Regions from separate parts of the Homo sapiens genome. Here region 2 is linked to region 1. Evidence: chromatin contacts called from ENCODE Hi-C data. All regions are on one chromosome and are shown on one strand. Each heading gives the region's core, a stretch centred on a gene start or an enhancer-like site at or near the end of the contact. The rest is flanking DNA. Distances are from core to core; before and after follow the strand shown.

Region 1 (2,728 bases), core at 101-2,600:
TCAAATACTTTGGCAGGAGGAATAAATTCCCTCAGCTGTGTACCAAACTAGGTGACACCTCATCAACTGATGACGATCCCATGAGACATACAGTCAGAGGACTCACTGGTTAAAAATGAAGAGAGAGCAGATAGAAAAGGAAAAGGGAAAGGCTGAGCCGCAGAAATGTGCAACCAGTAGAGCTGCCATGTTATTCTGGAAGATGTTCCAGTCTTCACTGGAACTCCAAACCTTCGCCTGGCTCTCCAAACCTGAGGCAGCTTCTTGGCTTCCTTACTTTCTCATGGATCCTTAGAAACCCCCCACCATCTGAAGTCACAGAATTTGTTGTTCCTTGAAACTTGAAAAAGCCAACACACTGATTTTATGAAGTGAAATGTCATTAAACATTCTCTGGATTAATCGACAAAATCACATCTTTTTTCCCTTCTAAATGAGAAAGACAAAGGAAAAATAATAAAGATGGAATACTTTAGTATTAGGAGGAAATCATTTTATTTTCCTGAGCAGAATTATGTTTTCAATTATCACAGGGTTGAAAAATCTTCAGACTAGAAAAGAAAAAGTACTTTCAGTTTTCCCTCTTTCCCACCCTAATTAAATAAAATATATGTGCAAGGGACAGAGTAACACAATGTTTGCCATAAATGAACCAAGCACACGACGTCTATGCAATTTAATAGATTGTTCAGTTCCATTTAGGTCACATTAGACTTTCATTTAAAATGCATCACGTTTTATTTATTATTTACAATTATACCACTAAATGCTGCTAAATGTACCAAGTCTAGATGGTGCCTGTAGCATGCAAGGGTCTGGGCCCAAAAACCAGGGTCACATAGACCTGGAAAGTGAGGCTTAATATCCACTGGCTTACAGAGTGAATGTTACTTTTCCAACACTATCCACTCTCTGAAACTGTGTTAGGATGAGAGAGTTAACTCCATTTTGTGAAACCATGTTTCAGGTTAAAGTCACCTTTAACAGTTTGCTGCCCCAGCAGGGGAATAAATAAATATAAGTAAATAAGAAAGAGGCATCTTGCAGCTTAAAAAAAAAAAAAATTACACATTCCTCGTGTATGTTTTTCTTCATTTCTAATGAGTTGTATGTGTATTTGGAATGGGTGAAAAATGAATCAGGAAGCAATGGTTCTTGCTATAAAGGAAGAAAAACATCACTTCCTATTGTGCCAGTTTCTAACAGATAATTAATCTATATATGTTGTTGCCACTTAGTAGTCTGTCTGACCCCAGGACAGCAGGCAGAGTCAATATCTCTCTCTCTCTCTCTCTCTCACACACACACACACACACACCCCACACACCAAAACTCTCTCTCTGTGTCACATACACCTGCGTGTACTAAGGTCTTAAGTGTCATTAGTAACAAACACAGTCTCTGTTTAAAGATGATAACTCAGTTATTCCAAGATAGGAAGCTCTCTCTTACCCTCAACACCTGCATAAAAGTGCCAGGGTATTTAAAACAAGTTGCCTGGTATTTATTTCCAAATACCAACAGTATTACTGCTGCAGCTAGATAAATACCACATGACATGAGGGATAACAAACATTCTGCCATGGCCCTAGATAGATCTGAGTTTACAAAGATTAAGGCAGACAACACTGAGAAACTCAGGGCAAGCAAAGAAACTAAAGATATGACTTTCTCTCAACGGTGTTAAAAGCTATGGAAAATTTAAAAAATAAGCTTCATAGAAAGCTTTGTAAAAATAACCTGGAGAAAGTACAAATATAAATATCAGCATTAAATTAAAGATACCTGGAAGTGGGTGTTGACTCAGACAATGCAAAATTTTGAAACTAGGACTTGAGACCAGTCCTTAGAAGGATATTAAATTGGCAGCAACAGGAATGGGCACATCACTCACAAACTTTGAAAAGTTAAAAATACTCTCCTCAAGTAAAGTGATTTTTATTAAAGTTCAAAAAGCAGGACTTAAAGTTTCTCTTCTCACATTGTTCTCAAGGGTATTCTTCAGCTTTCACTTTCTTCTTGCCCAAAGGCAAAGATGACATAGCTGTGTCTTTACGAATTTTCATCCACTCTTATAAGAAAACTGAGACATACCAACACTTTCAAAACATTTAAAGATAGTTTTCTTTGAATCTGTGTGACCAGGAAATCCAAAATAATACATTGACTCAAAGTCTTGCAATGTTTTGATTCATATCCAAGATCTACACAAAGAACAGCTTTCATTCTTTGAACAAATATTTTCTGAATGTCTACCATATGCCAGGCTCAGCACTGGGCACTGGAAACTTAACAACGGTATAGGAGGCATCCACTAAGTATTTTTTGTCCTCATTTGAACCAAAATTAGGATGAAATGGGGCAAAAGATGTGAGTTAGTAACTCTTCATTAAAGACTATTTTTAGTATTGTTTTAACTTTTAAATAATTTTATTTTTTAATTGATGCATAATAGATGTACATATTTTGATGATACAAGTGACAATTTATACATTCATGTAATTTGTAAAAATCAAATCAGTATAACTGGGATATATATCACTTTAAATATTTGTCTGTTCTTTATGCTAGAAACATGCAAATTATTCTCTTCTACCTATTTTGAAATATACAATAGATTATTGTATGTAGTCATTAAACTGATCTCTCAAACTCTAGGCTTTATTTCTTCTATCTAATTGTATATTTGTACCTATTAATCAACTCTCTTCATTCCCCCTCCCCCACC
Region 2 (2,728 bases), core at 102-2,601, 120 kb before region 1:
CTTCAGTATCAACTGTCATTAAATTTAACATGGAAATAGGTAAAATGAGACAGTTTAGAAATAAAATTGACTTTTTTTTAAAAAAAGAAACTATGGACTGGAAAGTGTATATACTTTAGATGATGTTCAGAGTGTAATAGATTCTAATGATCTATGTTTGTCAAGTCACTTAACGATTTTGTTTTTGTCCCAAGTGAAATAGTCACAAATCCCCAAATGAATTACTGAATGTGAACAAATTTCTTTTTTGCCTGTTATCATTCGCTTCCTCTTCTCAGTTCTTCCTGCACACCAGCATGTTACTAAATCAGGCACAGTGATAAGCAAGAAGCTTGCCCTCCATTGGTTTCTATCTTAAATAATTACAATCATTATCATCTAGAGCCATACAGCTGGTTCTTGTGGAGAAATGTTTATGATGCTATCTTCAAATTAATAACACTACAGAAGGAGAAGGGTAGAATAATGTCAGAGGCATTAATCAGTAACACTCCAATAAGTGGTTTATAGCATTATAGTCACCTGACTTGCATTTATGAGATGCGGGATATTCTTTTAACTGCTCTGTTTGAGGTTTTTGATGAACATAAGATTAATTAGAAGAGATTTTACTGCTGGTTCAAAGTATGTTGTTCCTCATCATGAATGTAATCATTGATGACTGAAATAACTCATTTTGTAGCAAAATCATATCATTTTGTAGCATGATATGATACACCATATCATATGGTGTAATGATTTAAAAAAGCATTATTTTATCATTACACCATATGCCACTGTAGTTGAGGCTTCGTCAGATTCCAAAGATACGTCATTTATCACAGAACTTCACCCTGAGGTAAACTGTGAGTTGAGATTCTATCAACAATAAACGTGATGACTTCATCGTTTCATTTAAAGAGAAGTAAGCTCTGTGACTGTATATTGCTAGCTTCCTGTACTTTATGCTTCTGTAGGCACAGAAAGTATTTTAAAACGTAGAATGGGGCTTTTCACACAAAGGAGTAACACAAAGGAATAGATCTGAAAGGACTGTCATCTGCGATCACTTCCTACCATCAGTTTTAAGTCAAATGGAAAAAGAGTTCTCATAAAAATGTCACTAGGTACTCTCAATGGCACTGAATTAGCTATTTGGGTACGGAAACGGATGTATTAAAGTATAAAAATTGAAACCCACCAAACGTGTATCAAGTAGGGGAAAATCTGCCTGCGCCCCTAGTGCCCAAAACACTTAACCCTGAAGTACCAGGTGTCCCCAACCGCGGGCAAACCCAATCTTGGTTCACTTTGGCGTCTCGGAACTGACAGGGCTCCGTCAGATCTTCCGTTTCCCTCCTGCGCGTCCGTGATATTGATTGACAGCCTCTCCCCTCCCACCCTCCCTGGCGGCCCAGCCAGGCAGGCTGTTTTGTCAGCTGCTCCGCCCAGGCCGGACGAGGCCGCAGCCTGCCAGCCGGCTCCGGCCTCCACACCGCGGGAGCACGCCCCGCCTCGGCCTCGCCGCCGCTCGGGCTGACACTCTGCCTCCGGGCCCGGGGAGACCTTTCCATCTGCAAATAACACTGGAGAATTCAGACTAATCGGTTCAGCTTCCCTGAGGCAAAGGGGAAAAAAAAATGTTTCTTCAAAGGAAAAGGATTAAGAGGGAAAGTGAGCAAAGGCTTGCCTGGTCTCCACTTAGGGAATCTGAAAGAGCACAATCAATTGAACAAATGCTTCACCTAATCATGGGGAAAGCAGGGTTGGAGAGGAGCTCTGTTTTGTGGGGTTTTGCTCTTGTAAGGTCACTTATGGAATCAGCTAATGGAAACAAGTTCTAAAGACTTAGACGGTGGAGAACATTTTCTTCACTCCACATTGTATTAGGTTGGTGCAAAAGTAATTGCTGTTTTTGCATTACTTTTTAAAAAATGGCAAAAACTGCAATTACTTTTGCACTAACCTGTCTTGTAATTTTTTGTTTTTCTCAAAAGGGTACTTTACTAGCCACAGTTCTTCATCCTGCACGCGCACACACACACACACACACACACACACACATCTATTGTTTATTCTGCTATTGAAGCAGTTACATAACAGGTTACCTGCAAAATGGGAGCTGGAAAAACATACATAGTTTTAATAAAGATCAAGCGACATTAGAGTCTATCATGGAAGAGCTCGATATATCCAAACTGGGAAACTATGAATCAAAATTTCATTAGAGAAATATTAGTGACTATTCTGACTTTTTTTTGTTTTTCCCTTTTTGATATTAGCCAGCTCTTCCTAAAAGTCTCTAGGCTGTTTCATCTGGAGTTCCCAAGCCCTCTTTCTCATTCATGATATCTACTTGGAAATTAGGTGTCTCAGTACAGCTGCTTGCTAATTGTAATTTAATTTGAATCTCACTTAAGAAAGCATTTTCTTTGGAGGGGGAGAAATCTTCAAGGAAAAAAATACTTTCAGGTCTTGATTTGTATAACTAACCCTTGCACTTGGTAGGTCATTAGATCTCACTAGTTTGTAATGCAATCAGAGTCAGCATTCTGCTCTTAAGGGCTACTCGGTAATTTGCTTGTTAATATATTAGCACACAGCATTGATCAAATGGCTAATCCAATCACACGCTTGTAATCGATCTCTTATTGATTACCTAGTCTGGTGATCACTTTTGTTGGGTTCAGTCAATAGTAAATGCCAAGTAGCCTTTCACACACCTAATTAGCTTATGAAATAAACCAAA

Evidence for each region. A loop is a pair of places that touch in the nucleus more often than their neighbours do. Pooled maps may share reads with other maps.
Region 2: a loop to region 1 is called in a map of endothelial cell of umbilical vein, with 2.0 times the contacts of the local background. The contact joins two enhancer-like sites. A Hi-C loop is called at or near these places in 2 of 168 maps with a recorded cell type or tissue (breast epithelium and endothelial cell of umbilical vein) and 4 of 50 pooled maps.

The regions. Positions count from the first base shown.
Region 1 is chr6:100,344,906-100,347,633 of GRCh38, forward strand. No RefSeq gene overlaps it. Among named protein-coding and RNA genes, the nearest start is that of SIM1-AS1, 47 kb to the right of the region's middle. Within about 2 kb of position 1,351, at least 2 of the 41 ENCODE cell types and tissues checked have a DNase peak (open chromatin) inside an H3K27ac peak, as active enhancers do; they include endothelial cell of umbilical vein, where a contact is called at or near this core.
Region 2 is chr6:100,227,685-100,230,412 of GRCh38, forward strand. No RefSeq gene overlaps it. Among named protein-coding and RNA genes, the nearest start is that of SIM1-AS1, 160 kb to the right of the region's middle. RefSeq lists a silencer at 1,484-1,573. Within about 2 kb of position 1,352, at least 11 of the 41 ENCODE cell types and tissues checked have a DNase peak (open chromatin) inside an H3K27ac peak, as active enhancers do; they include endothelial cell of umbilical vein, where a contact is called at or near this core.